7 separate regions of the Mus musculus genome follow, and regions 2, 3, 4, 5, 6 and 7 are each linked to region 1. Evidence: chromatin contacts called from ENCODE Hi-C data. All regions are on one chromosome and are shown on one strand. Each heading gives the region's core, a stretch centred on a gene start or an enhancer-like site at or near the end of the contact. The rest is flanking DNA. Distances are from core to core; before and after follow the strand shown.

Region 1 (4,351 bases), core at 805-3,304:
AAATTGTACAACTGTGCTGTGACCTGTAGCAGTCACTTGACAGCCCATGGTTTGATTCTACCCTTGGAAATTTAGCTTGAAGTCAAGTCCTTCTAGGTTCCCTCATGACATTCTGGCAGACACAGGCAAGGGAGCTGAAATGGGTTTCCTGGTGTCTTTCCTTTTCTTTGTTCCTGGTCCACTTCAGTTTGCTTGATTTTTCTATTAGGTTTTGTATTTGGATTCCTTGCTTCCTCTGAAGATTCTCGTTGCCTCCCGTGCAGATCAAGGGAAGAGAAGCCTGGATTTTTCTGGCTCCATTTAGAGGTACAGGTGCAAGAGTGTGGGGTAGGAAAGGAGATCATGGGGTGTGGGATGCTGCAGTCCTAGATCCATTGTTAAGGGTGATCATGAGAGTCCTCTGATTCCCTGCCTGACTTTTTTCTTCTCTCACAGGCTTCCTCGCTTACAGGAAGAGGCCTTTGTCCCCCTTTCCATGCACCCTCCTGTCCCCACAGCCTTGCTCTTGGCCGTTGTTACAACATTTGTTATCTGACTTATGACTAGGGTGTTTGCACTAGAGACCTCAGGCTGATATCTTTTTTGCCCCTGTTTGCTTGAAGGGTTTTCTTTTTACACTGAAAACACCATCTATGGGAATTGCTACACGAATCCAGCCCTGCTTCCAGACCTTGCTCAGACATCTGTCTCTACAGAAGTCTTTCTTGATTTGCATTCTGCCTAATCTGAACTCCGTTGTGCTTATATTTCTCATGCCATCATCTTTATGTGTGCTTAGGTATGCATGTGGAGGCCAGAGGTTGATGCTTCTCAATTTCTCTGTACTTTATTTTATGATTATATATGCATATATGTGTCATGTCCACCTAGGTGCCTGCTAAGGCCAGAAAATGGAGTTAGAGCCCTGGGAGCTTGAGTTACAGGTGCTTGTGAGCTGCCTGATATGGGTCTTGGGAACTGACTTCTCGTTCTATGGAAGAGCAGCCAGCACTGTTAACCGCTGAGCCATCTCTCTAGCCCTACTCACCTTATTTTTTGAGATAGAGTCTCAGTGAACCTGGATCTTTACTGATTCAATTTGGCTAGATTGTCAGTAAGGTCCAAGGATTTTCCTGTTTCTTCCTCCCTAATGCTGGGATAGACACACACACACACACACACACACACACACACACACACACACACACACACCTGGCTTCTATGTGGCTGCTGGGGATCCAAGGCAAGCCCTTCTGCTTTCTTCAAGCAATGGATTGACTGAGCTATCTTTTCAGCCCATGTTATCAAATTTGAAATTACTCCCCCCTCTGTCTACATGTTGATAGCTTACACTCCACATGTGATCATAAACTGGAGACAGTAGCCAATACTTGAAGACCCCCAGTTAGGACAAAGAAATCATGTTGGTGGTGTGATTTAAAGCTGAAATCTATCCACTGGCCATTTGACCATCTCTTCTCACATCTTCTCTTCTTTTCTGGCCTAGACACAAAGGCAGTAAAGGGGACTTAGGTGGAAGTACCTGTAAATTTGCAAAGCTGGTCCACCTCAGCTTCAGGGACACACTCCTAAGCCCTGTGTAGGCAGCTCAGTGAACGAAAGATAGAGTTGGGAAATCTACAAATATGCAAAAGAGCAATGCTGGTTAAATCACTTCCATTTAAGAGTGTTTTTCTAATCGTAATTAAGGATTTTAATTCTTTAATTAATTTCACCATTTTTCATGATGAGCATTTCCCATCTCATTTGTGGTTTTTAAAATGTGCCCCTAACTGTAGAGATTAGGTTTTAGTGTGAATTAATTAATCTATTGGCGAGCAAGGGTGGAAATCAGGGATGCTAACCTTACTGGAATTTAATAATTACAATCTTAGCATTTCTGCATACTTAGGCACTGCATGGCTCTCTATTCAGTTGCTAAAATTGCTCTTGCATGGTGTGACTTTTTCTTTTTTTCTTTCTGTATTCCTTCTCTTCAAAGAAGCTTAGTGCAGGAGGTGGGGCTGGGCTGGGCTGTGTGTGACTATAAAGTCCTCCCTCCTCCAGTGAGCTAAGAGACAAGCAGGCTCTTTGAGGAGAGAGAAGCTCTTGGCTGATTGAGCAGCTCCACGGTATGTTCTCAGCTTTTGCTTTCTCCCCTCTGTAAGTGCTGCCCTTGCTGTGGCTTGTGCAGTTGATGTGATGAATTTGGTACCTCTGATCTGAGCATCATTTTCTGCCAAGATTTGAAACCCTTAGATCCTTTCAAGGGATGTGGGGCAATATGCTGCTTCGCAGATTACCTCTTCTCCGTTTGAGTTGGTTTATAAATGTAGGATTTTCTTCTAGAATTTCTGGGGAATGGTTTTAAAACATGATTGCATGTTCCCTTTCCTGATTGATAGATAGTGGAGTCCTCAAAATAGCTTTTCTAATGACTCCCCTATCTATCGAGACCCTGAATCAAGTAAGTTTTCTTAAGTCAACACTCTGGTGAGATAGAATTAACTCAAAAAGGGATGAAATCAGACAGCAAATTTTCTTTGCTAGCAAAAGGAGAATGGGCTTGTCTTGTCTTTACTTGCCGTGGCTGCCTGGATCTCTCGACTGATTGGAACGGGCATCTCGTGTTATTTAGAAGTCAATGAGAAAGCAGAGGGGCTGGGAGAATGATTAAAGGTTTCACTTCTAGTTCACTTTAAGGCTCGTGTGGACATTCGTGGTGTCGGGACTACAGAATATCTGGTGCCCTTTGCACGTGCTGTAGCCGTACTAACATGAGCGTTCCGCCTTCTCAGAATCCCGGGAGTGAAGAGAGGGCTGCATCAAGACTGTGACTTTGTAGTTATCATTCTCTAAAGTTTGGGATGAAGCTGTCCTCACCTAGGACTACATTCTTTGTATACTAATTGCTTCTTCTTTTGGCATCTGTGAAAGCAGCAGGTTTTTGGCAAATAGCACTTTTAAACTCTGTCTTTGGCCCATGCTTGTCCATGTCTTACCACTGCTCCTTAGAGCAGGGTCCTGGGGGACCAGTATTTATTATTATTATTATTATTATTATTATTATTGTGGTGGTGGTGGTGGTGGTGGTGATGATGGCAGTGGTGGTGGTTGTTTGTCTTGTTGACACAGAGTTTCTCTATGTAGTCCTGGCTGTCCCGGAGCTTGATACATAGAAAAGACTGACCTCAGATACACAGAGATCCTTCTGCTTCTGTCTCCCAAGTGCTGGGATCACAGGTATGGGCCCTATGCCCATGTGGGCACAATAATCTTAAACTTCCAGAAAATTTGCCATTTTGCTAGTTTTTAACCCACCTGTCAGACTTCTACCCTGTTGCAACTAGGACAACAGGAGAATGTCTTCAACAACAACAGCAACAGCAGCAAAAGTTTTAGTTCTTCTCCATGGTGAGTTACAGATGAGGGTCCAGGTGATCCCCTATAGCCCTGTGCACCTCTACCATGCTATTGCCAGAACAAGGATGGAGAGATGGATGTCTCTGAGTGGTGTCACATGTATTTGAAGTTTCTCAAGTGTCACCCTCCCCATTACAATGAATAATTGATGAGAAGGAAAAGAGGAGCAGGAACAGGATGGGGTTTGGTGCCAGGCTCTCTGGAGCATTTCCAGAGCACAAACCAGAGCCCCCTTCTGCTTGAAAAAGGCAGCATCTTTTTCATTTGTGTTTACTGTAAAGGGACACAACTGTCCATCTTTCTTGAAAATGGCATCTTAGGACTAGTTCAGTTGCTGAGAAAGTTAAGCTAAGAGCCAATCCTGAAGACATGCCAAATACTACTATTGTACAAAGACAATAACATCACTGATTCTCACGTGTGTCTGGTGCAGAGAATGTGAGAATATTCCATTGATAATGATGACTTATAGATTGCAAAAATTATTTATTAGCACTAGTAATAAAGACACAGGGGTGCTGGTGAGGTGGCTCAGTGAGTGAGGTTGACTTCATTCAAGCCTGAGGATGCGATTAATCCCCAGAACCCACATATTAGAAGGAGAGAACCAACTTGTGTAAATTGTCCTCTGATTTCCATATGCAAGCTACCCCTCCCCCTCCCCCCAACTTAAAAAAGGCACAATGGCCAGCCTCTACAAACAAAACATCTCCCTTCCTTCCTTCCTTCCTTCCTTCCTTCCTTCCTTCCTTCCTTCCTTCCTTCCTTCTTCCCCTCCCTCCCTTTCTTTCTTTCTTTCTCTCTTTCTTTTATATTCTTCTCTCATATATTTATTACCCTCAACCACACTTTCTCCTCCCTCCACGCCTCCTAGTTCCTCTTTCCCACCTTTCATTTCTTCCAAATTCACTTTTGCTCTGCTTCCCTTCAGAAAGGAGCTGGCTTGGCA
Region 2 (4,351 bases), core at 1,003-3,502, about 85 Mb before region 1:
GATAACCCAAAGCCAAGAATTAGAGAGACAAAATTGGAGGTGACATCTGGGTCTGGAATGTTAACTGAATGATGCGATGTATTTCCCTTCTGAGGGGAATTATGTATTCTCTTTGGCTGTATACCTCAGGCTAAGATTGGACTTATGTAACAGTTAGATGACTGGAGGACACTGTATCTCAAATATCTATGCATGTTACTTTCCACTCCATCATCCCTGATGGTTTTCTGAGATAGAAACGGGAAACCTCATTGACTTTTTAGAAACAAAAAGCATGGAAAAAATGACAAGCATAAGAAGTTTTATGTGAGCATATGGTTTCATTTATTTTGGGAAGATGCCTGGGAAAGGAATTGCTGGTCATGTGTTAAGTATATACTTAATTTTAATGAAATGACCATACTGCTTCCCAAGTGATCCTACTACAATATATTGACATCAACAAGGGATAAAAGTTCTGGATTATTACATTCATATCATCAAATGGTACTGCCAATATTTTTATATTGAAGTGATTTTGGTGGGTATGTGGCTTTAATTTGTATTTTACCACTTACTTAGATGTTGAGTATTGTTTCTTAACTGAGTATATAGACACTACATTTCACTTTCTAGGGAAGAGTACAGTCATTTGCTCATTTTTACTGAGTTGTGTTCAATGTTACTGAGCTGGAAGAGTTATTTAGCTCCTAATACAAGTCTTATTTTACAATACAGTTTCAAAGTACTTTATTGCAGCCTACAGCTTCAAATTTCATTTTCGTAAAGCCATCTTCTGAAAATGAGAAATTTATCATTTTTATGAAATTTAATTTCCAGTTATATTTTGTGGATCAGGCTTCTTGTGTCACATTCAATAAGAATTTGCCTAAATACTAAAGTTTTACCCCCTGCTTTGTAAAGTTTTCTAGTTTTGGATCTTATATTCAGGTTTTTGTTCTATTTAGAAATTATTGTCATGTCTGACATGAGCCAAAGGTCTAGGGTTGTTACTCTTTCTAAGGAATATTCCATATTCCTAGCAATTGTTGGAATGGTTCTCCTTTCCCCTGATTAGCCTTGTCCTTTGTCAAAAATACATTAATTGTGTGAGAGTTTATTTCTGGACTCTGAAGCTCTGCTGCCTCACCTGTGCTTGTTATGGTATAATTTTATTCTTCTGGTTTCTGTAGCTTTATAGTTAAGTTTTGAACTATGTACATTCACCAAATTTCTGTCTATTATTCAATTTTTGGCTCTTCTAAACTTTATGCTTTTCCATATAAACTTTTAGGATCAGTTGATCAGTGACTGAAAAGCAAAGCAAAACAAAACAAAACAAAACAACACGTTGGACAAATGTCATAGGATTGAATAAAATATACAAATAAATAGTCACATGAACAACACTGTTTTACAGTTTGTGAACATGGTAAATCCTGGGGTGTGTGTGTCTGTGTGTGTGTGTGTGTGTGTGTGTGTGTGTGTGTGTGTGTGTGTGAGTGTGTGTGTGTGTGTACTGGAGATGGGTTGTGGATCCTGGGCTGGGTATTATTTACTCACAAACATGCTCTCTCCCATACCTCTTTCTACTTTCTTCCTGAAACTTCCATTTCACTTATCTTGGTATGTTTCATATCTTCTCACATGTTTTTGAGGTTATTTTTGTTTAATGAATCTGTGTGTGTGTATGTGTGTATGTATTTTCAGCAGATATAATCTCTATTGATGTGTCGCTCTGCTCACTGCATTTGATATCATATCAAATGTGTTATCAAATATAAGCAAAGTCATCATATTGTTTACTGTACCTTTTAACTCTTCAATTATTATCTGACTCCTTTATATTTGTGTTTGGTTCAATTTTATTATCAAAACTCCCTATTGGTTAAGTCACAGTAATGGTATTTTTCTTCAGTTCTTTGTTAAATATATCATCTGGGTCTACTCCAAGTCATTGCTATGGCTATAGCTCCTTTTTTCTCTGGGTATTTGTTACCTGTTCCTGATTCCTTGGATGTTTAAGCAATTCTCCTTGAGAAAAGAAACCTTGGAAAATATATTGTGGCAATTCTGAATTCTGGTTTATTTTTCTGATTATGCTGTTGTTATATAAGTAACTTTCATACATTTAAACTATTCCATATTTCTAATTTTGGCGGTGGGGAGGAAAGGATTTATTTGACTTACAGGTTATAGCCCACCAGCTGGGAATCTAGACAGGATCTGAGGGTGGAAACCTAGGAATCAAAGCTGAAACCAAGGAGAAATGATACTTATTCGTCTGCTCTCTATGATTTGCTCAGTTTGTTCTTTTCATGATCCAGGGCCATCTGTGCAGAAAACGCAGCACCTACAATAGGCTGAGCTATCCCACATCATAGTGTATATAAAAAAACAATGGCATCTCTGGTGTTCAGTTCTACTGCAGAACAATTCATAATAGTTGAATATGGGGTCAGGATATGGATAGGTAAAAATTCAAAACACTATGAAATATTCTGGGAATAATGGATGAGAGCCTATGCAGAATCCTATTTGAAGAAAGCATGAGTACATGGAAATTATCTGAGTCCCTTCAGTCACTTACCATTGTACTTGCAGTTTTTGTTTCACATAGTTTTCAATAACCGTACTTATATATGTTAGTGGGATTCAGAATGATACTTGAAGAACATATTTGAAAACACTGTGTTCCTATACCCCATATGCCTCCCAATTTCAAGCCATCATTTTAAATTTTAACGTGATTTTAATAGCCTTCTCTGTGGTAGTTCTGTAGCATTCACAAATCATATCCAATCTCCCTTTACTTACATACGCATACAATTATTACTACTCTCTAATAATTACTGTGCTGCATTTATGTCAATTTTTTCTTTTAACTTTCATATGTAGTAGTTACTTGTCTATTTGTATATGACTTATTTCACTTAATATTCCATCCCTACATCTCTCCATGTTACTGTAAATGATAGGATTTCATTCTTATTTAGCACTGAAATAATAACCGCCTATATTACAACACATTGCTCCTTCTTTCTTTCTTTCTTTCTTTCTTTCTTTCTTTCTTTCTCTCTCTCTCTCTCTCTCTCTCTCTCTCTCTCTCTCTCTCTCTCTCTCTCTCTCTCTTTCTTTTTTTTTTTGACAGGGTTTCTCTGTATAGCCCTGGCTGTCCTGGAACCCACTTTGTAGACCAGGCTGGCCTCGAACTCAGAAATCCGCCTGCCTCTGCTTCCCGAGTACAAGGAGGCACCACACCCTGCTGCTCCATATTTCTTAGCTTTTTTTTTTTAACAGCTACTGGGTGGTCTGCATAGCTTAGTGATACACTTGGGGAGATTTTCTCAAACACTTCCATCTAGTAATGCTTCTTTCCACAGTTGAGTGGAATTGTAGGGGTGAAAAAAGACATTTCTGAGTTCTAGCACTCTCAGGTCTGGCTTTGACATTAGCTTCCTGACAGGCTGGCAGGTATATCTCCTGAAGGTCAGGACTGTGCAAAACTGTCAGGCAGCTATTTCAGGAGTGCCTCTCTTCTAGTACAGCCCTGGATGATTTTTGAATGGGAATAATCCCTATTAATCCCTATAGGCTCATATATTTAAACACCTAGTCATTGTTGGTGGCACTGTCTGTAAGGATCACGAACCCATTAGAAGGTAACAACATGCTAAAAAAAAGTATGTCACTGAAGAGAATGTGAGGGCTTGTGTTCTCTCTGCTTCCTCTGTGTGTATGAAAGTGTGATGCTCCAGCTTTCTGTTCCTGCCTTTGTGAAGTATCTTTTATGCCATGAATGGGCACTATCATCTGGATAGTATTCCCAAGTAAACCCTTTCTCCTGTAAGTTTCCTTTGGTCAAGGTATTTTATCACAGCAACAGGAAAGTGATTAATGCACTCTGTTTAATACATGTTGGTTGCACTGCTTGTCAACTGCACCTGCCGCCAAACCTCTAGGAAAGATGCAAGTCTTCCTTTGCTTTCTAATGGATTTGCTAGTACCAGTCACAAGCAACAGCATTTTTTGTTCATTTCCCAATTGAGATGCTAGTGCTACTGACTCCATGCCCAGTTTCAGGTGGGAAAACAACTAAGTCAGTCCTGAGTTGGGAGGACAGATGAGAAGGGCTCTGTGTAGAAAACCACAGACTTTCACTGGCCACATCTGAAGCTTTACAAAGTTTTCTTTCATGAAGGTATATCAACTTGTCAGTTTGTACTTAAAAAAAAAAAAAAGGACATGCAATTTGACTATCCTTTGACATTAGCTGGGGTGTAAGCTATATTGCTCATATAATTAAAAATATCGTCGAGCACCGGGGTGCCTTGCCAGCGGAGTCTCCCGACACCCGCAAGGGCCCACACAG
Region 3 (4,351 bases), core at 1,209-3,708, about 34 Mb before region 1:
TCTTCTACATGTGCACCATGGCACATGTCTCTCACACACACACACACACGCACACACACAGAAACAAATAGATATAAAAAACACAGTATTAAGAATGGGAACGCTTCTGTGTTTGCTAGGCTCCGGCATAGTCTCACAAGAGACAGCTATATCTGGGTCCTTTCAGCAAAATCTTGCTAGTGTATGCAATGGTGTCAGCGTTTGGAAGCTGATTATGGGGTGGATCCCTGGATATGGCAGTCTCTAGATGGTCCATCCTTTCGTCACAGCTCCAAATTTTGTCTCTGTAACTCCTTCCATGGGTGTTTTGTTCCCATTTCTAAGAAGGGGCAAAGTGTCCACACTTTGGTCTTCGTTCTTCTTGAGTTTCATGAGTTTAGCAAATTGTATCTTATATCTTGGGTATCCTAAGTTTCTGGGCTAGTATCCACTTATCAGTGAGTACATATTGTGCGAGTTCCTTTGTGATTGGGTTACCTCACTCAGGATGATGCCCTCCAGGTCCATCCATTTGCTTAGGAATTTCATAAATTCATCAATGGAGGAGCTAGAGAAAGTACTCAAGGAGCTAAAGGGAACTGCAACCCTATAGGTGGAACAACAATATGAACTAACCAGTACCCCGGAGCTCTTGTCTCTAGCTGCATATGTATCAAAAGATGGCCTAGTCAGCCATCACTGGAAAGAGAGGCCCTTTGGACTTGCAAACTTTATATGCCCCTTACAGGGGAACGCCAGGGCCAAAAAGGGGGAGTGGGTGGGTAGGGGATTGGGGAGGTGGGTAGGGGGGACTTTTGGGATAGCATTGGAAATGTAAACGAGGAAAATACCTAATAAAAAAAAAGAGAAAAAAAAAAAAAAGAATGAGAACGCAAAGTATTTCATATGAAGGGGTGAGGCTCTTTGTTAGGGGCAATGTATTTACAGAAGCTACGTGATGTGGTAGAAAGTACTAGAACTAAATTTGTCCAGGTTTAAAATTGGGCTGTCATGCAGCGCTGTTTCTGAAGTCATTATGGAGCAGAAGAGCAGAGGGCTGGAAGAAAAAAAGCTCCATTTAGAGCCTCTAGTGTATCAGACACATGTAGCAAGGTAAGTTAAGTCACCACACTGGGACTGTGAGTGGCTATTTCTAGCCTATAGATGAGGACAACTCAGAGGCTAAATGAGCTACACTGACTCAGCTCTATTCAGTAGGCAAGCCTGCCTGGCCTGGTGAATCATCTCCCAGGAACATAGTACTAAAGCAACAGAGCTAGATGTTATCTCTAAAAAGTTATAGAAAGGACAAATGGAAATCTTTTGGTAGAACATTGGAAACACTTTTCTCCCCCTCCCCTCCCAAGGCAAAAGGGATAATGAGTATGGTCAGAAAGGATTTCAGCAGAGAATGTGAAATCAACTAATACTATTACTGCCGCAAGCCTGCAGCTGAGGACACTTCCTTGGATAATCACAGGTAACCTAGTTTGGACCCCACTATAAGCAAATTGCTTAATTTCTCTGTGCCTATTTCCTTTCTTGTAAGCCACCCCTTTACACCCCTTTAGCTTTCTTTCCTCTTAAAAGTAAAATAAGAAGCCAAATGATTCTGGCATGAATCCTGGTACAAAGGGAACTCAAAAGACTATTCAAGAGAAAGGTACAGGAGAAACAAATCTGTATAGATCTCACAGTAGCCTAGGAGGGTTTATTAAAATAGCCCTCATCTTTTGGTTTTCTTACGATTTACTTCTCTTTCCTCAAAATTGAAGCACAGATTAAGGCTATCAGTGAGTAGTCTTTGGTACCAAAAGACCTTACTACATAACAGTCTCCTTTCTCCTTTTTTCCTTCTTCCTCTGCGTGTTTGCTTGTTTTTTTTTTTTTTTTTTTTTTGGGTAGCCCAGGGACCTTAAACTCTTGATGTTTCCTCTCCACCTCTGGGATTTCAGGTGTGTGTCACCACATCCCACTGAGTTGACTGCTTTTTACAAGTTAACTTAAAGCTGTAAAGTAGAGCAGCAGCAAGATGAAGAGACTCCAATCCCATTCTTGTATGTAAGGCCTTGGGGAGCCTAGATAATAGGGGCATTTTCTGGCTACACCAACAGAGATGCTAACCCTGTTTGCAATCTTTCCATGTCATAGAACCAGGACAGGTTCCAAGTCAAACCTAACCCTGACTGGCTTCACAGAGACTTCTCAATTTGAGCATCACAAGAGCGCCCCAAAGGCAGCTCACTTGTTTCCTTTCTGCCTCCCTGAACTAGCAGATGGCAACTGAGGTCCTGACAGTGTTGGCCTTCTCAGTGAAGATGCCAATCATTTGGTTCTTAGACATCACTAACAGCATGCAGGATGCAGAGAGGCAGCATCCCTACCTTATATAAAGAACTCTGGAATGTGATCAAGTGTCCATATGGCTTGGCTTCTTGAGCAGAAGAAACCAATGCCTAGAAAGAGTGTCACACAGCTCTTTTAATATACCTCTCCAGAACCATGTTTACATTGGAAAATGAATCCCAGACATTACATTCCAAATGACTGTAACATGGGAACACCAGTTCTTGAGGGGGTGGAGGCAGGAGGATCATTTATACAAACTGCCAGATCCATTGACAGTTGGCTCCTTTCATAGTGTAGAACAAAGAACAAACAAATTTCTCTTTGCATATTCAAGGTTTATCTTGGGTCTCCTTACAGCGCTCTCAGCAGAGAAGCCTGCAGAGGAAACTGACATCCATGTTGTTTGTTAGTAAGAGTTTCTGATCTAGAAACCTAATTTTTATCTTTACAATAACTAGATCCCTATCTTTCATCCCACATAAAATTCAAAATGGATCAAAGACCGTAATTTAAGACCTGAAACACCAAAACTGCCAGAAACTATCTCACACAGAGAAACCATTTCAAGATAGTTACTGGTAAAACCTTTCTGAGCAGAAATCCAATAGCATAGATCTGGCAAATGGGACTACATGAAACTATAAAGTTTCTCCCTGGCATAGCAACTATTGGCAGAGTAAACAGACCGTGCATAGAATGGGAGGAAATCTTTGGCAGTTATTCTTGAGACAGGGTGCTACTATCTAGTACACACAAAGAACTGAAAAAAAAAAAGTAACCACCAAACATTCAAAACAGAGCATCAATAAATGGGCCAATGACTTGAACAGAGTTCTAAAAAGAAGAAATATGGGACTGGAGAGATGGCTCAGAGGTTAAGAGCGCTGACTCCTTCTCTAGAGTTCAATTCTCAGCAACCACATGGTGGCTCACAACCATCTGTAACGGGATCTGATGTCCTCTTCTGGTGTGTCTGAAGACAGCAACAGTGTATTCACATAAAATAAATAAAATTTTTAAAACCTCCTATTAAAAAAATAAATATGAATGGCCAATAAATACTTTTAAAATTGTTCAATATCCTTGGCCAGCAGGAAAAGGCAAATCAAAACTACGTTGTGATTCTGTCTCGCCCTGGTCAAAATGGTTATCAAGAAGAAGACAAGCATACAACAAAGGTTGGGAAAGAGCTTTAAAAGGAAGCCTCCTACAAAGGAGGGGTGTGGTGGTATAAGTGAGAATGGCCCCCACAGACTCATGTTTGAATGTTTGGTCTCCAGTTTGTGAAACTGCTTGGGAAAAGTTAGGAAGGCTGACCTTGTTGGAGTAGGTGTGGTTTTTTTTAGGAGTGGCCTTTGAGGTTTCAGAAGCCCACACTAGGCCCAGTCTCTCTCTGCCTGTGGATCATGATGTAAAGCTCTTGACTACCAAGGCAGCATCATGCCTGTCTATTTTCTACCATGATCATTGACTAATCCCCTGAAACTGTACCAAATAAATGCTTGCTTTAATTAGAGTTGTCTTAGATATGGTGTCTCTTCATAGCAATAGAACAGTCACTAAGGCAAATAGGTACCAGGAATAAAGTATTGCTGTGACATCCCTGGCCATGCTGCTTGTTGGAAAAATATGGAAGGCTCTGGGACTCTGGACTAGAAAAGCAGTAGAATGCTTTAAGTGGGCTTAATAAACCATCCTAGTGTGAACATGGAAGACAGTGGTGGATACCCAGCTCACGGGGTTTCAGAGGGGAAGAATATTAGAGATCATTCTTGTGATTATTATGGCTAAAAATGTGGATGAATTTTGCCCTTATCTGAAAAATCTGCCAGTTGTTGAATTGAGTTTTAGGCTAATATCACTCACGACTGCCTATTATTGACCGTGTTTATGGTTGTTAGTGTTCACTCTAATATCACCGATAAGGGAAATTTCACTCACGACAGCTTACCATTGACTGACTATGCACATGGTTGTTAGTGTTCATTCTTATGCAGATTTACTGTGAAAAGTACAAGTGGGG
Region 4 (4,351 bases), core at 1,230-3,729, about 31 Mb after region 1:
AGGACCTAAAAACTAAGGGTTGCCAGTAGAGTTTAAAGCCTTCAGGAAATTCAAGAGTGATCTACTTTAGAAAAGTATGGTTAGAGCTTCAAACCCAGAGGGATTATACAGAAGATGGGAAGTGAGGAGGATCTCTTTTCTCTTTTTTTGTGACAGGATCTCACTATTTGCTCTGGCTGTCCTGGAACTATGTAGACCAGGTGGCCTTGAACTTACAGAGATCCATTCACCACTGCCTCCCAAGTGCTGGGAAGAAAGATGTGGGTGCCACAAAGCCTGGCTTTGTTAGCTTCTTCTTCCCTCTAGTCTGTGATAAACTATATGACCGAGAAAGCTCAGTGGATCACGAAACACAAAGGAGAAGAGTGAGGAAACAGGAGGCGCCACAGTGAGAGCACAGGGTGGAGAGCAAGTGCAGAAGAAGTAACACCCAGGATTCTGCAGATATTGCAACAGGTAGACAAGAGGATGCTGACCTTCCTGTGACCTGCAGGCCTGGCATACGACCAGGTCTTTATCTCCTGATGAGAACAACAATGGTCTATCTGTGGTTTCAGTGCCAGGAAAGGAGAGGGAGGCCCACAGCTGACCATCTAAGTCATCAGAACGGGCTGGAAATCTCATCTTTACTGTCACTGAAAACTTTGGACACAGTAATGATGAAAATGTCCCAACTAAGCCAGGCAGCAGTGGTCACATTTTTAATCCCAGTACTTAGGAGGCAGAGGCAAGTTTATCCCTGGGAGTTCGAGGCCAGCCTGGTCTATAGACTTGAGTTCCATAACAGTCATGGTTACACAGTGAAATCCTGTCTCAAAACATTAAAAAACAAACAAAAAAACCAAACCAAACCAAACCAAACCACCACCAACAACAACAAAACCCTAGAAAAAAGTCCCAACTAATGAATACTACAGAAAAAAGTCACTTCACCTCTGGTCAAGGAAATCACTCAGAAACGGAATCGATAAAATACTGACTTTTAAAGTGATGGACTATGCTCTAGAAGTGGCCTCGTGTGCAGCTTACAGTGCTGACCACATGGGGAGCAGCCCATGTGCAGGCCAGCCCCTACCTCAGCATCTTTCCACACTGCTGTGGGAGGAAGGTCACTGCAAAGGAAGAATGAACAACTGCGGCGGACTTCTAAACAGCAGGTAACATGAAAAAACAAAAGGTAACATTTTAAATTTCAGAAATGTAAAAACCTAAACAGCAAAAATATTTCATCTTACAAAGTTTAAAAACCATGCAAACCAATAAAAATTTATGGTAAAAATTTATGTACATAATAAAAGTAGTAAAAACAGTCCACACAGGAACCTGAATAAAGGATCTGGGATTGAAATAGTCCCATGCTTAAGAGTGTTACCGTACACAGACAAAGACCTGAGTTCAAATCCCTGAAACCCATATAACAATGCTGGGTGTGGTCATACAGGACGTGTAGTCCCAGCCCTATAGGTGACAGAGACACAAGGATCACTTGGGCTTGTTGGCTGCCAGGATAACACCAGACTCAGCGACAGACCCTGTCTCAAGGGAGGCAGTGATAGCATAGGATACTGAGGCTTCTCTTAGGCTTCTGCTGAGAGGCAAAGAAAGCCACAGAGGAAGAAATTTGGGGGGAAAACCCTGAAGTCGCCACAAAATGGAGCAATTTGGAAAATGCTGAATGTGCCAAGGTAGGACTCTGGGTCCCCTGCTGAAAGCAGACTGGAGCTCAGGGTACAGGGGAGACAGCACCCCTACAGCCCCAGCCCTGGAAGCCTTCTAAATGCTGCACAATGTCTCAACACAGACAACTGTAAAGACCATGAGAACATTTTATTACATTAGTGTGTGTGTGTGTGTGTGTGTGTGCACACGCGTGCTTGCACACATGTGTGGAGGCTAGGAGGACAAACTGTGGGAGTCTGCTCTCTCTTCCTACCAAGTGCGTCCAGGGATTAGGCTCAGGGTGCCATGCTTGGCAGCCAGTGCCTCTACTCACTGAGTCACTTCCCAGGACCCTAAAGAATTCATTATTTTTACTTTTACGTGTATTAGTATTATGCCTGCATATATGTTCACACATCATATGCATCCATGGTGCCACACAGGTCAGAAGAGAGTACAGTTATAGACGGTTATGAGCTGCCTTGTGGGTGCTGGGAATGAACCCAGGTCCTCTGTAAAGAATACATTGTTCTTAGGAAGCTAAGAACCCTACTTAGCCCTACTTTCCTCTGGTTTTTTTCATTTTCTTTTATGTCTTGGCTCTAGTCACATGAACTCTGTCAAATCACTAGCTGAATTCTAAACTAGGGCAGCAGGCATCAGAGACCACAGATAACAAAGACATCTCAAAGTGTTACTTTGAACAGTTACCAACTATTATATAACCACACAGCAGGCAGAACCAAGAAAGCCTAAGACTCAGCTTTGAGAATTACATCATCAAGTCCAAAATGTCCACTTTTCAAATTAAATGTGACAAACTGTGACTCACTCACAAGAAGAAAGACTGTAGCAGAAGCTCCGAAAGCACAGAGAACTTCAGTGGCCGAAGGGCTCAACTGGGTCAAATTCTCTCAGAAAACAAGAACTGCATGAGACCAGAACAGTGTGACAACAGACAAAAATGAACCAAATGGAAACTTAGAGCCAGAAAAAAAGTATGGCTTTTTAGTTAAAAATTTTCTACATCTTTTCAACAGCAGATTTACAAGGCAGAAAAATCAATGTGCTTACACAGAGCAACAGAGTTTATGCAACATCGAATGCAGAAGCCAAACAAGGAAAGCAGAGTGAGTTGAGTCTCGGAGAAGGGCCAGAAGGCCTGCCTGAATAAACACCAGCTGAAAATGGCTAGGAAAGAGACACACATGAGCTCAAGAACTCTGTGAGGTAACCTCAAGAGAGATCTATGCCATCTGTGTTAACTATTCAGTACTGAAAGCCAGGCCACACAGAGACTCTTGAGAAATGATCCCTCCCACCCAATGGATCCTCATAAGGACAGGTCAGTTTTTTCATCAGAAAACCTCTACCTGTAACCCCAGCAACTGACAGATAGGAGCAGGTCACGGGAGCCTGGGTTACAGGGCAGTGACAAAACATTCCTGGGTATCTATCTGCCTCTTGATGCAGACCCAGCTCAACTCCTTCCCAATCCTCTCGCAGCCTTCCCTGCTAGTCATCTCCACTCCTTTGTGTTAGCCACCAGTATCTAGAAAGACTTTCTACCAAGGACCCACAGTGGCCATACAAGGCTGGGGCTCAGGTAGGTGATTTTCATTATCCATCCTTCCTTCCTCCATGATCTTGCTACTCTTACCTCAGCTCTGAGGCAGCCGGCTTACAGGTGCCTCCTTTCTCATTCCAACTCCATCTACTGAACACTCGGACTCTTGAAGCAGCCCCAAGGTCTTCCTAGCCCTTCCACCTGTCTCTCCAGAGATTCTTTGTCTTCCTGCGGCCAACTTTAGGGAGCCCTTCCTCCCCTCACACTTCTACTCCCTGGGTAACCTGCCTTTTGGTGAGGACCGGATCACCCTATCTCTTCCCACAGCTCCTCTCAGCTATTTCTCCAAGCTCATCTCTATTCCTCTTTGCCAACCACTGACTGGCAGAACTCTCTACCTAGGATCGTGAGAGGTTATACCTCCTAAAACAGCAATCAAAGAATGGATCCCCATCCAAAGACAACCAGAGGCCAATGCTTAGAAGCACTTCAATCATAATTACAGATGTCTAGACCTCACTGCAGAACAAACACGCACAGCCAGGACAACATTCCTCTACCAAGACCTACTGTAGCCCTGAGACATGCAACACAGCTGAGACACAAGACAAGAACGTCAAAGCAGCCAGGTGACTATGCTCAAGGACCTTAAAGAGGATACTAATAAATCCACTAATGAAAACAAGAGGAAACAGAGGAATGAAATAAAGAAAACAGTTTAAAACATGAAAATAGAAGTAGAATCACTAAAGAAACCCACGCTGAAAAAAAAACACCTGGAAATAAAAAATGTACGCTGTCAAACAAAGTTAGAGTTAAGCCTCACTAGCAGAGTAAAGATATGGAAAGAGACAGCAACACCTTGATAGCAAGATAGAGGAAATGGCTAACTCTGTCACAGAAGAGGTTCAAAACAAAGACCAGGCACAAAACAATCCAGAAATCTGGGATTCTATGAAAAAACCAAATCTACAAATAGGGAATGTGGAAGGAAGAGAAACCCAGGTTAAAGACACAGTAAACATTTTCAACAAAATCATAGAAGAAAATGTCTCCAATCTAAAGAATGTAGTGCCTAACAAGATATAAGAAGCTGTCTTAGAGTTCTATTGCTGTGAAGAGACT
Region 5 (4,351 bases), core at 1,133-3,632, about 30 Mb before region 1:
TTGTAACTTTGCACTTCCTTGTGACTCTTAACTGGTATCTTTGGTATCTTCCAACAACGCCCTCCCCACTTCCTTGAGTTGTGGTTTCTTCCTTTAAATACCCCCTTACCCAGCTACTCGGGCACCACGGTCCTCTACCCCTGCGTGGTGTATGACCGTGGGCCCGAGAGTGCTCTTGAATAAAAATCCTCTTGCAGTTTGCAACAAGACCGTTTCTTGTGGGTGATTTTGGGGTGTCGCCTCTCCTGAGTCAGAACGTGGGGGAGTCCTCACGTTGTGGGTCTTTCAGTACCACTCTGACAGTCCTGGAGAGCTTAAGCAGCTGGAGTGTCAGGTTGGAAGTCCCCCCCCCCCCAGGATGCAGATGTAAGAAGTGAAAGACCGTGTGGTGCTCTGCCTCACTGACAATATGCTATCAGAAAAGAGTTGAACATTTATAGATTATGCAATTAGCCATTATATGCTTCAAAATTCTTCAGTTAAGAACATAAAAACCCTAATAAAAATGAAAGGACACAAAAAGAAATAGAAATATGCCCTAAATATATAGCAAGTAGATAAGATAAGAGAAATGCCAGCTAACTGTGAACCATCCTCAGATACTGGAGAAAGGGAGGGTGGGGTAACAACGGAGATGAGAAGCACACCCTGCCATACAGGACTTGTATGGCGCACGTGACTCAGGAAAGAGTTGCCTCCAGCAAGATACTCACTTCTAAGCCAAGAATTCCAGTCAGAGAGTTTGCTCAGCAGGAACCCTTGCTCAATACCCTTCTTCCCTACCCCACCACCAATCCCCTTTCTGATTTCACCTAACTTACTCTAGGATCCACCCACCCCCCTGTTTCTCCTGTTGTTCCTTTTCTGGCTTCATGACTCACATACTCTCCTCTCACCTAACTGCATGTGTGTGTGTGTGTGTGTGTGCGTGTGTGTGTGTGTGTGTGTGTGTGTGTGTGTGTGTGTGTGTGTGAGAGAGAGAGAGAGAGAGAGAGAGAGAGAGAGAGAGAGGGAGAGAGAGAGAGAGAGAGAGATTTCGAACTGTTATGCAAACGAGGGGTGGGGCTCAACCAAAACAAAATATGCATGAAATGCTGTAAGGAAACCTCTTACTCTGTATTCTAATTTTAAAATAAAAGTTAGCAGAATAAAATCCAGAAGCAAACAAGCAAACAAACAAAACCTGCTTAAAATAAAAGTAAGGAGAGAGAGGAATGAGGGAGCTGGGTAGGTGGACAGGTTGGCTCTAAATATGCAAAAATAGAGCTCAATTTCCACTGCATCATATTTTTAACACACTCTCTCTCTCTCTCTCTCTCTGTGTGTGTGTGTGTGTGTCTGTGTGTGTCTGTGTCTGTGTCTGTGTCTGTGTCTGTGTCTGTGTCTGTGTCTGTGTCTGTGTCTGTGTCTGTGTCTGTGTCTGTGTCTGTCTCTGTCTCTGTCTCTGTCTCTGTCTCTGTCTCTGTCTCTGTGTCTGTGTCTGTGTGCTCACCTGGGCACTCAATGCCCAGAGAGAGCAGAAATGTTCATACCCCTGGAGCTGGAGTTACAGAAAGTCTGTGTTGCCCAACAAAGTAGCCAGTGCTCTTATCTACTGAGCCCTCTCCTGCCCTGTAGAATATTTATAACTGGAAATCTGAGAACAATTCACAATGTAAATGACTGTCAGGCATGTTTGGTAGTAACATTCCCAGTGCCTCTACTGTGCAGCTGCTGCTTTAAGCTCTTTCCCTGCATGGGCTCCTTTAATCCCCACATCAATCTTCCCCTGAGGAAGATGTTTTTGTTGTTGTTGTTGTTGTTTTGTTTTGTTTTGTTTTTTCCAACTCCTAGGTAAATCCACTGAGGTACAGACAGCCAAAGTAACTTGGGAGAAAGAAAAAGGAAAACAATTTTGAAATCATGTGAATGGTTTAATTTCACCTTTTAGAAATTAACAAAAATATTGTTGAGAAAGTAACAAAAATCCATGTGGGCATTTATGTGTGTTCATAAATGCCATCTAACCCTGCAACAGCATGCGTGAATCTGGTTGCTAAATGTTGGCACAGAGAAATTCTACTTTGTTGCTTCTCATACTTGTATCATTTCTTAGAGCATTCTTTGTATAGTTTAACGGCAAAAATAGCAAGCAAATACACTTAGTGTGAAGACATAGATCTGAGAGCAGTGAAGAGCAGCCCATCGGCATCCCTTCCACGTCACCGATAACAGCGCCTTCTTGTTGGAAAACGCCCTCTAGTGGCTAGCGCCTGGGGCGTGGAGAAGTGAGTCCGGAGCTGGTGCTGGGCCAGGTTTTAAGGAAAGAGGGAATTGGAAGCAGGAGGAAGGTTGGGAGCGATGATGGGCAGGGCTGGGTGGGAGGAGTCCTCAGGCAAAGCCACAGAGCAGATTTAAATCCTGTAGGGCAATTCGGTCTCCTGCAGAGCACAGCAGTTCATCTGAGAGGTGGACTTAGACACATTAGGTACAGTTGCACAGAGTGTGGACGACTATCCTCAAGTAATGTCTCCTTCTAAGGAGTCAGATGAGCTTATTTTCTTTGTGAATGGAAAAAAGGTAAGTTCTCTACACTGTAATTAATAAATGTACATAAGAAACTCTGGTAGAAGCGATCTGTCATTAGCATTGCCAAAATGAAGGGCTGTGTGGGGTCGGGGAGTTGTTGCTCAAATGATCTAGCGATCTGCTATGCTTCTTGGGGAACAAGGGAGGGGGGGAAGAGAGAGAGAATCTATAATGTTTTGGGACTAGTAGGGAGAAAGTGTGCAGCTATGTGTCTCCAAACCAAGCCTTGTCTCATTTGAATGCACCTAAGCACTGGGCACTGGCTTCCTTGCAAGAGAATCTTCTAACTCTTCCTCAATACCTCTTCCAGCTCTGACTCAAACTTCTGTGCCACCCAACTTCTGCTTTCACATGTATGCACAGATCCAGAGTCCAAGGTCTTTAGGTTATTTACAAATGCTTTTAAACCCTTGGGTCAGGAAGAATGGAAGAGAAAAACCTACTGGAAGGCCAGGTGAACTGTTAATTTACATGTTAACACCTTACTCCTTTAAGATTGGATTCATGCCTGTAATGCCAGAATTGGAGGGGGGTTGAGGCCAACTTAGTCTCAGAGTGAGCTTCAGGACATCAAGGGCTATGCAATGAGACTCTTGTCTCATAAGTAAATAAGTAAGCAAGCAAATAAACAAATGAAGGGTCTTGTCTCACTTAAGAAATGAAGCCTTTTCTTCTTTGTCTTGAGCTCTTGAGACCTAGACAAGACCTAAAATGACTGCGGTACTGTCTGCATATATGCTGGACGTTCTTGACGATTGTGTATGATGTGAAGGTCCACAGCCTGTTCTCAGCACTGTTGGCACAGGGAAAAGGGCAGTCAGAGTTTAAGCTGAGCTTGTGGTATTGTGTGGGGTGTGCGTGAGGTGTGTGTTTTGTATGCTGTGCTGTGAAGGCTCAGGGTGATTGTGCAACGTGGCCAAGATCTCTTGGCTAACAAATACTGGGGAGAACTTGGCTTTCATCTCTGGGTTCCTTTCTTTGCTCTGTGATCCCTTCCTGGGGGAGGTGACCATTCGTCTAAGACACTAATGCTAAAGGGAGAGGTGGGGCTTTCCTGAGTGTTTTCCTAGGGCTGCTGAAGGAATGCTGTTTGTCTGCTGCTGTCAGAGCTCCTGTTTATTTAACTTTTCAAAACTGGATGGAGAACACAGACCAAAAAACAAAACAAAACAAAACAAAAATATTTTGGTGGTAGTGATAAGAATTAAAACTCTTAGTTTAATTCTCTGTCTTCTACTATAAGGTAGGGATGCACGAATTGTTTAAGTATATGGCTCTTCAACTTTTTATTAGTCTCTTGAACCCATATTGTGCTAGAATTCAAAGGTTTGTTAAATCTCTGTTGCTCCTCTAAAACAAAGCCAGACATTTCCCTGTCAAAGTATAGCCAAGTACAATATAGCATTATATAATTTCATAATTGCAAAGAGGGATGGGTGTTTAATCAAGTCAGGCAATCAAGGTCAACAAATATGTTCTAAATCCTTCTTGCTATTCAGAAACCAACACGGCAACTTCCTCAACTTATACGGTCACTTCCTCTCTCCAGGTCACCGAGAGGAATGCAGACCCTGAGGTTAATTTATTGTTCTACTTGAGAAAAGTCAGTATCCTTTTGCTTGTTTGAGAAAACAAACCAGCTTTGCAGCTCTGGGAACTAAGGAGCTTCGCTCGCATTCACAGAGCTGTTTCCACCGCATTTTACCGAGAATCAAGAGTGTTTTACTTGTGCATAGGAGCAGTGTGGCATGAGGTCACTTGCCTTGTAAATGGGACTGGACTT
Region 6 (4,351 bases), core at 953-3,452, about 25 Mb before region 1:
TTAGGTGTCATAGTACAGTCCTGTAATACAAAAAACTAGGAAGTCTGAAACAGGAGGATTGGTAATCTGAGACCAATGTAGACCACACAAGACTTTACCTGTCTTAAAAAGCAAAACAGGGCAACAACAAAAACCACAAGACAAAAGCGTAAAAAGGCCAGCAAGATGGTTTCACCATCTGTTTGCCTCCAGAAGCCATTTGTGGAAAGAAGGTTACCATTTCCACAAGCTTGCTACAGTGTGCAGAAGTGCACTTGTGAGATCTGCAGGCACACGTGTGCACACGCACGCGCACTCAACACCACACACACACACACACACACACACACACACACACACACACACACAGAGAGAGGAACTCAGAGAATAAACATGAGTGACTATCTGAAAATGCATAAATACACAAAAATACATACATACATGAAGATAAAAAAATAAGTAAGTGTTAAACACAACGAAGCAGAAACCCCTGAACTTCTAAACAGTCCAGGCATCGTGTTGCACCATGATGAGCTGTCTTCACAACTCTGACCTATAGAACTAGGGATGTGTGCCAGGGCTTGCATAAAACAAGAGACGAAGACCAAGATGCCTGAAGTCACATTAAGCTCGATCCCTACAGCGAGGTCCCTGGTGCAGTGTATGCATTGCAGCTCACAAACTAATTGTACCAGAGTATTCTTGCCAGCAACATAGTGGGTGTTAAGCTGGCGCTGCCAGATGTGGTGCTTCCAAGAGTTCTGAGGGGAGAGAACTGGGACACACAATTACTGCTGTAAGCCTCTGTGCAGAGTTACATCGTCAAGAGATCTCAGAGGTGATTTTGCCTTCGTTTCATTCACCAGATTGTTGTATCCATTCAGAAAATTGGAGAAACCGATTTACTTATTGAATTAGTAGTTTAGTATGGTAGATAGAGATAAAGGATGAAATTTGGGAATAGACAACTGCAGGTGAGACACAGGATGAGCCATGTGGAAGGGGACCACAGCTCCTATGCCCCGTCCCCAGATGAGGTTAGGATTTGGTGTGATTAGAGATCTAGGGTTAGCAGTCAATCTTTTACCCTAGTAACTGTGTTTTTTTTTTTGGGGGGGGGTGGTGTTCTTGGGCTAGGTACACTGCTGTGTTGATTGCCAGTCTCAATGAAGCCTGGACTCTTGGTGAGAGTATATGTGATAGACCTCTCCCCTCAAACACTTTGGGCTCCCATAGACCTCCAGCTTTTAGTTGGAACTCTTTGGGGAATGATATGTGTTTGGGGGACTCTAAACATCCCAGTCAACTTGTCTTGGAACTCTCCAAATGTCCTATCCCTTAGGGTTCTCATCTTGGACTCTTTTGGGGTACCGTGCACTACAGTTTTGTTGTACCAGTGACAGTTTTTATATCTTTGTCACGACTCTTACTCAGCTCAAGAAGAACTCAGCTCCCCGGTTTCCCAAGTTTGATGTACGCCGCAATTCCGACAAAAAAGAGAGAGGATACTCACATAGCGGCCATCAGCAGGAAGCGTGCTCCCACTAGCGGTGTCTTCTTGGTTAGAGCTGATGTCCACGGCACAGCACCAGAGCAGCAGGCAGATCGATCATCACTTAGTGGGGTCCAAACCACTCCATTACCGAGCCAATCTAATCATGTCCCCCAGACTCAGCTGAGCTATGGTAAAATATGAAAGTGACTGAGAAGGAGAAAGATCGTCTTCAAGATTTGATTGTAAGAATGCAGGTGGCTCAAGTCCCACAAGATCACACAGAGCGACCCAGGGTTTGAGAAGAGCAGGTGCTTGCAGGAACACTCTAGAATCTTCATTGTACGTCCTGTGGATTAAAAGGGCAAAACGAGGTAATAAGCAGGGCTGCCGTCTGGCCTTATTTTCTGCCAAGATTTTAAAGCACGGTAGTGCACACCAGTAATGTCGAAGTTAACAGGCTTGCTTCTTTCAAGGATAGTTCATAGCGTGGGGCACAGTCACACTGTGTGGTAGATGCTGAGAACTATCTTTTCTTGTAAATCTGAACCTCCGTGACCTGGAGCTCCCTTCCCATCCCCCAGTCCTTGGAAACCTTTCTCATCTATGAGTGGCCCTCCGCTCCTTTAGTGCTTCCCCGGGCGGGCGTCTTGTCCTGCCAGCAGCTGTGTCTGTCCTTTTGTGAGGTTCTTTGTTTGCAGGACCTGCCACACAGATGTCTGTAGTGGCTGCCTTGCTTACTGTCGGTGTGTTTCGGTCTCATCTCTCCACTATCCTGCACGACTTGCTGCTCCTATTTTTTGCGCAGTCTAATTTCCTTTGGTTGTGTTAAGGATTTGTACACATTTTAATTTGTACACACAACACACCCTGTGTGTAGGGCTTGGAGCGTAGTTTTTTGTTTTGTTTTTATTTTGCTGCAGCTTGGTCTTCAGTTCACGGTTTTCTTGAAAACCTTCCATCCTCTTGTCTTGGATGCTCTGGCTACAGCCGTTTGAAACCTTGCTGGAGCCTCAGTCTGCCCACAGTTCTTTACATACTTCAGTGAAGGCTTATTTAAATCCCCCCCCCTCTCTCTCTGTGTGTGTGGGGGGGCACTTTTTTCCACCTTTCCGTGAGTTCTGGGGAGCAAACTTAGGTTGTTAGGCTTCTACCAAGTGCTCTTACCTACACTACCATCTTTCCAGCCCTTCACAGAAAATTAAACAGCTATATAGTCGTTATTCCTTTTTAAATTTTTATTTTATTTTACAAATTATTGTGTGAATGCTTTTCCTGTATGTGTGTGTGTGTGTGTGTATAATGTGCACCATGTCCATGCCTGAGGCTCACAGATATTAGAAAATGGTGTCAGATCCCTGGAATTAGAGTTTGGAAGTCTAGCTGGCCGAAGTGGGCACATACTTTTAATCCCAGCACTCCAGAGGCAGAAGCAGGCAGACCTTAGAGTCTGAGGCTAGCGTGGTCTACAGAGCAAGTTCCAGGGCAACCTGGGCTACATTGAGAAACTCTGTGTTGTCTTAGAAAAATAAAAACAAAAACAAACAAACAAAAACACAAAATACCCCAAAACAAAACAAAAAGGATGGTTGTGAACAATCATTTGGGTGCTGGGAACTATGGGTCCTCTCCAAAAGCAGTTAGTGCTTTTAACACCATCTGTCCAGTCAGTCGTAATATTTTTTATTTTTTTATTTTTTATTTTTTTTTTAAAGATTTTTATTTATTATTATATGTAAGTACACTGTAGCTGTCTTCAGACACACCAGAAGACGGAGTCAGATCTTGTTACGGATGGTTGTGAGCCACCATGTGGTTGCTGGGATTTGAACTCTGGACCTTCGGAAGAGCAGTCGGGTGCTCTTACCCACTGAGCCATCTCACCAGCCCCGTAATATTTTTTAAAAAGAATTGTTTGTTATGTATATAAGTAGGCTGTCACTGTCTTTAGACACACTAGAAGAGGGCATCAGATCCCTTTACAGATGGTTGTGAACCACCATGTGGTTGCTGGGATTTGAACTCAGGACCTCTGGAAGAGCAGTCAGTGCTCTTAACTGCTGCACCATCTTTCTAGTTCCCCATATTGTTTTATGAACAGATTCCAGTGTCTTTCTAGGCTAAAAGTTGGAGGCACAATTAAGATCTTCAAATATCAGTAAGCCTTGAGTTCACAACTCAGTGTTACCATCACATAAGCCACATGCTCAGGTTTTCAGTACATAGATGCTAACACAAACTTGTTAGGAAAGCTGGACACTCAGGACCAAAGCTGTGAGGGAGCCCCAGGAGCACGAGCTGTTTTCCTCAGGAAATAGTTCATCAAATCACACAGGAAGGATACAATGTAAAACGTTCAGCACACTTCACTTGCAGAATTATGATTTGTACGCTTTTGTTCTATAAATATGTATTCTTGCACATTTGGTTTTGCCTGACCAACATTTTGTTTTGTTTTGTTTTGTTTTAGACTTTTATCCACCAGAAACCTCAATCTTCCTTATTTTTCTTTAGTCAGGCAGGAACAAAGGATGGATACAGACCTGGTGTCCCAACCAGAGGCTTTTTTTCTTGAAAGCCCCCAACTACAAGATAATCTCTCCTCCTCCCCTTTGTAGGTGTAGCACTGGGGATCAATAATAGTGGGCTTTGTGAATAATAAGCTAGGCTTACCACCCCATCTTAGCACGCCTGTCTGTCGTTGTTGTGTTTGTTTTTTCCAGACAAGGTTTCTCTGTATAGCCCTGGCTATCCAGGAGCCACTATTTTTTTCCCTCAAAAGTCTTTGGAATGGCTTATTTCTAGGCAGCTACAGTATATTTCCCCTCACACTGGACATTTGCCAAGCTCCTGATAGTATCAACTATTCCCTGCTGTGAG
Region 7 (4,351 bases), core at 1,167-3,666, about 24 Mb before region 1:
CAGCAGGTACTGTCAGCACTTCATACCCACTTGAGGGACAGCTGAGGAACAAACAGAGGAAGCAAGGCAACTGTTGCCTTGAATGAAAACCCACAGGCCAGGAGAGCAGCGTCCCACTGTGATTCTGCCCATGGGAGAATCGCATAGCCTACACTGTCAGTTTACCTTTCTAGACCTCAGTTTCCCCCCCCACCCCCCCGTGTGATGCTTTTTGCCCTTTTTACTCCACAGGGACAGTGATTAATTCCTATTGTTTTAACAAACTGCAATAGCCTCAAACACGCCTCCTCTTAATCCTAAAGACGAAGATGGCAATGATCATAATGACAGTAGCTAGCTTTGCTATTTCCTCGTTCCGAGTCCCAGGTGCCTAAAGAGAAGTATATGTAAGGTGGCCCTAACTCCTTAACAATTTTTAAAGGTATTTTCCTTGTCCACCTGTATTCAAACTATGTTAAGGATAGATTATGAAGAAAATCTTACTTCCCCTTGTCATTAGAGCACGAAAGTTAAAAACTGAGACCTGAGCACTGTTTCTTGATTCGATTCCTTGCGCAATCATCTGTGAGCTGTGTGATGCTGAGAAAATGATCTGACCTCTCTGAAGATTTCATTTCTTCCTATGTAAATCAAGACAATACTCATTTAACATGGGAACTGAAAGGATCAGGATCGCATTTATAAAAGGTGCGTGTGAACAAGGCCTGGCGCACAATGGTACTTTTAAGGTGTCTGTTGAACAAGTAAACAAACAAATTATGTTCAAGTTTTAAAGAACTTTCACTATGTGTAATTTATGTATATTATATGTATATTAAAATTACTTCTGTTTATCTCCCAAACATCCACACTTGTCCCTTTGTTTGAAATATCTATCACCTCTTGACTTCAATTAAAACTGCCCCAAAGCAGACTGAAGTGTTAAAGCCAACTTCACTCTTGTGCTCCCTTAGCTGCAAAGCATCCTGTTACACCCCTCAATGCAAAACCTATCTCCTTCTGTATATCAAATACCTCCCCTCCATTCCAGCACTCCCATCCCACAGAAAGAATTCTCCAAGGAGCACCCAAGAGAGCGGGGCCCCTTCATATCTGCCAATGAGTGACCCAGAAACCAAGATTTATTTGCTGATCTCTGTGTTGACTTTGTCTACACAAGTCCACTCTGAACACTCTGAACTCGGACATGCCTTTCTGTGAATCTCCAAACAAGAAATGCCGTCTCATGCACACAGAACTCGTCCGCCAAAGTTGTTTCTTCTGAGAAGTGACCAGGGAGAAATGGGAAAAACCACTTTGTCTCTGTGCATAAGACTACTCACATCTTACAGATTGTGTGATGATGAAAATGAACATTCTGGGGTGATTTTCTTAAACACTGGGAGTAAAGGTCCCTGGTATTCAAATGTAAGGGTAATTCAGCTAGTTGTAGACGGGATAGGGAAAACTATGACCACAAAGAGTCAATAACTGAGAAAGACTATCACATATATCAGAAAAGGGAGTGTCAAAGGCGTACAATGTCATGACTGCTGAAAAGCTGAATTAACTAGGCGCCATCATGCACACATACCTCCCTCTTCCAAGATCCTTCTAAATGTCCCTGTCACCCCATTCCCTGTCTCAACTTCTTGCCCCTCAACCCTGGATCCCATCTCTAACTTCTCCTCCTTTAGAAAACAGCATTTAGGCCCAATTTACCAACTTGAACATCATCTGTTACAAAAAACAACCCCCCCCAAAATAAAACAAAAAACCCCACACATCTCATTGCTTGATATGCTTTGGGCCAAAAACTTTGCAGAATTCAGCATTTTCAAAAACAGCCAAAGAAGAAGAAGAAAAAAAGAAGAGTGAGTGTTTTTCCAGCCCACTAAATCTCATCTATATAAAGACTAAATGAATAACATTTTAAAAAAATTCCTGAATGTGAGCAAATCCACATCACCAACAATGTATTGTCTTTATGTGGAGAAGACAGAGGCTCACAGGTTTTATTTTATTTCATTTCATTTGGCAATTATGTCTCCTCTGCAACATATTACCATATAATTATATAACTATATGTATATATGTATGTATATATGTGTATATATACATATATACACACATTCACACACATATTTATATAAATATGAACTCTAGAGAACAAGAGGCCAGTATCTCTCCTTTCTCTGGGATATTTTCCTTAAGGTCTTTTTCTATCCCCAAACACCATAAAAATAAGATATATTTCCACTGACTTGGAGTGAATCTTATCCTTGAATAGTTCGCCTGGATCCATTCACAGGCCATTTTTAAACTTCATTTCGATGTTTGGCTGGCGCTCTCCCCTCTACACTCCTTCTATCAGCAAGCAGACTCTCCCACCCCAGATCCCACTGCCGTCTACCCATGCCCTTAAGCTTTCTGCAGCCCATTCCCTTTATATGTAGGCACTTAATCTGATTTTACCCTTCATGCTTTTTTCATTACTTAGTTCATCCACAGCACATAAATTAGCGCCTTTGTTTTCAGTTCCCCATGTGCCCCATTCACACCAATTCCAAATAAATACTTGATTCCCATCCATTTAATCCAAATTAATTCATATTCCCTCTCCCATCCTCCATCTCTACTCCTGCCCCACTTCTCATGCATTTCTCTTTCTTACAGCACTGGCTCCTCTTCTTTTACCATGCTTGTCTTCCAGGACAGTGGAGATGTAGAAGACTCTTGTAGGATGGATAGTGACTGCTTCTCTTGCTATCTCAGGAGAGCCTTGTTCTACATCTCTGCCAATTTCCATAGGCTAGAGCCTGCAAGGTCAGTTTAACTCTGCACCCTGGCATCCACAAGCATCATCCTTCCCCAGAGACACATCAGCCACTGGAGTAAGATAAGAAAACTCACTTGACTACGAACGTACTTCTTCTAAATGCTTGGGTGCAGTAACGTCAGAGACATTGTATTTTCTGGTCTTGCAGTAACCATGATGAAGCATAAGACTCAGTTCAAACACAAATTACTTTTGTCTCATGAACACCTTACATACATAGCCTGAAAGCAATATTTTATAATATTTTTTGATTTGCCTGCATTTTGACTGTTCTTTGTGTAAACAGTCAGGTGTGGAACTGTCTACTTGTGGTGTCAAATGGGGATCTCAAATAAGCTTGCAGAGGGCCAGCTGAGATGGCTGCTAGGTCAGTGTTTACCATGGAAACATGAGGATCTGCGTTCTGATCTTCAGCAAGTACATAAAAGAATGGATGAGGTGATTCTGAATGGTAGTCGGCCATCCTCAGATGGTGCCTTGTCCTCATGAGAGACCTTCCTCCAGCAGCAGGCTGGAGAGGATGCAGAGACACACAGCTAATAATTATGAGGAGAGAATCTAAATCAGAGGTCTCCATGGGCTCCATTCTCTCAAAGCTCGGGGAACTCAGAGAAATGGGGGGAGGAAAAATTACAAAGGTCAGAGGGGATGGAAGACCCCAAAGTCTTACTTTCCATGATTCAGTAGGAACATGGCCCACTGAATCAACTAAAGAGGGCTCATATGGACTTACAGAGACTGCATGGGTCTGCATCAGGCCCTCTGCATATAAATTATGGCTGTTAGCTTGGTGCTTCTATGGGACTCCTAACAGTGGGAGTCGGGGTATCTCTGATTCTTTTGCCTGCTCTTGGAATTCTTTTCCTCCTATTGGTTTGCCTTGTACAGTCTCCATATGGAGGGTTTTTCCTTGTCTTATTGTACCTTGTCTTGTTGTGTTTAGTTGTTGTCTCCAAGAGGCCTGCTCCTTTCTGAAAGGAAATGGTGGGGGGGGGGCAGATTTAGGGGAGGAAGAGGTGGAAGGAGAGTTGGAAGGAATGGAAATTTAGGATGTACTGTATGAGAAAAGAGTCTATGTTCAATAAGTAAGTAGATAAATAAATAAGGAAGGAAGTAGGTAAATAAGTAAATAATGAATAGGTAAATGAATGGATGGATAGATGAATAAATAAATACATAAATGCCAACTATGGCAGAGTATGTCTATAATCCTAAAGCTGGAGAAGTGGAGCCAGGAGGATCCTAAACACTCACTGTGCCAGAGAGCCTAGCCAATCAGTGAGCTTCATGTTCAGTATAAGAGCATTTCTCACAAACTAAGATGGGAAAGAGATTGAGGGAGGCACTGAATATTGACTTCTGGCATCCATGTGTGTGTGCACACATACCCAGAACCCTCATAAACACACTAAAAAGGAGTGTTAAGAGTTTGGAACATTTTGGGTTTGTGGTCAAGGATATTCAACCTTTCTCTAGCTCTAGCCAACCGACTCATCTCTAGATCTCAAGTTTGCATAAAGTTGTCTCACCCAG

What was found. A loop is a pair of places that touch in the nucleus more often than their neighbours do.
Region 2: a map of regulatory T cell shows a loop between it and region 1 (5-fold over the local background). The contact joins the enhancer-like site here to the promoter of Trpm8 in region 1. A Hi-C loop is called at or near these places in 5 of 37 maps with a recorded cell type or tissue (T-helper 1 cell, T-helper 17 cell, T-helper 2 cell and 1 more).
Region 3: a map of T-helper 2 cell shows a loop between it and region 1 (13-fold over the local background). The contact joins the enhancer-like site here to the promoter of Trpm8 in region 1. A Hi-C loop is called at or near these places in 3 of 37 maps with a recorded cell type or tissue (T-helper 17 cell, T-helper 2 cell and regulatory T cell).
Region 4: a loop to region 1 is called in a map of T-helper 2 cell, with 7 times the contacts of the local background. The contact joins the enhancer-like site here to the promoter of Trpm8 in region 1. A Hi-C loop is called at or near these places in 2 of 37 maps with a recorded cell type or tissue (T-helper 17 cell and T-helper 2 cell).
Region 5: a loop to region 1 is called in a map of T-helper 2 cell, with 126 times the contacts of the local background. The contact joins the promoter of Aox3 here to the promoter of Trpm8 in region 1. A Hi-C loop is called at or near these places in 5 of 37 maps with a recorded cell type or tissue (T-helper 1 cell, T-helper 17 cell, T-helper 2 cell and 1 more).
Region 6: a loop to region 1 is called in a map of T-helper 17 cell, with 32 times the contacts of the local background. The contact joins the promoter of 1700039I01Rik here to the promoter of Trpm8 in region 1. A Hi-C loop is called at or near these places in 3 of 37 maps with a recorded cell type or tissue (T-helper 17 cell and regulatory T cell).
Region 7: a loop to region 1 is called in a map of T-helper 1 cell, with 20 times the contacts of the local background. The contact joins the enhancer-like site here to the promoter of Trpm8 in region 1. A Hi-C loop is called at or near these places in 5 of 37 maps with a recorded cell type or tissue (T-helper 1 cell, T-helper 17 cell, T-helper 2 cell and 1 more).

Annotation. Positions count from the first base shown.
Region 1 is chr1:88,304,681-88,309,031 of GRCm38, forward strand. Trpm8 (transient receptor potential cation channel, subfamily M, member 8) reads left to right here and starts at 2,055. Exons shown (of 27, transcript NM_134252.4): 1 at 2,055-2,111; 2 at 3,130-3,222.
Region 2 is chr1:3,297,485-3,301,835 of GRCm38, forward strand. The region is part of intron 2 of Xkr4 (X-linked Kx blood group related 4); the gene reads right to left. Among named protein-coding and RNA genes, the nearest start is that of Gm26206, 200 kb to the left of the region's middle. Within about 2 kb of position 2,253, at least 1 of the 3 ENCODE cell types and tissues checked has a DNase peak (open chromatin) inside an H3K27ac peak, as active enhancers do.
Region 3 is chr1:54,466,391-54,470,741 of GRCm38, forward strand. No RefSeq gene overlaps it. Among named protein-coding and RNA genes, the nearest start is that of Gm34066, 12 kb to the left of the region's middle. Within about 2 kb of position 2,459, at least 1 of the 3 ENCODE cell types and tissues checked has a DNase peak (open chromatin) inside an H3K27ac peak, as active enhancers do.
Region 4 is chr1:119,555,355-119,559,705 of GRCm38, forward strand. The region is part of intron 20 of Epb41l5 (erythrocyte membrane protein band 4.1 like 5); the gene reads right to left. Among named protein-coding and RNA genes, the nearest start is that of 3830432H09Rik, 21 kb to the left of the region's middle. Within about 2 kb of position 2,480, at least 1 of the 3 ENCODE cell types and tissues checked has a DNase peak (open chromatin) inside an H3K27ac peak, as active enhancers do.
Region 5 is chr1:58,110,754-58,115,104 of GRCm38, forward strand. It overlaps Aox3 (aldehyde oxidase 3), which reads left to right and starts at 2,383. Exons shown (of 35, transcript NM_023617.2): 1 at 2,383-2,559; 2 at 4,118-4,175. The coding sequence starts at 2,506.
Region 6 is chr1:63,250,994-63,255,344 of GRCm38, forward strand. It overlaps 1700039I01Rik (a long non-coding RNA gene), which reads right to left and starts at 2,203. Exons shown (of 3, transcript XR_373460.3): 1 at 1,493-2,203. It also overlaps a transcript of Zdbf2 not described here.
Region 7 is chr1:64,071,829-64,076,179 of GRCm38, forward strand. The region is part of intron 2 of Klf7 (Kruppel-like factor 7 (ubiquitous)); the gene reads right to left. Among named protein-coding and RNA genes, the nearest start is that of Gm13748, 5.3 kb to the right of the region's middle. Within about 2 kb of position 2,417, at least 1 of the 3 ENCODE cell types and tissues checked has a DNase peak (open chromatin) inside an H3K27ac peak, as active enhancers do.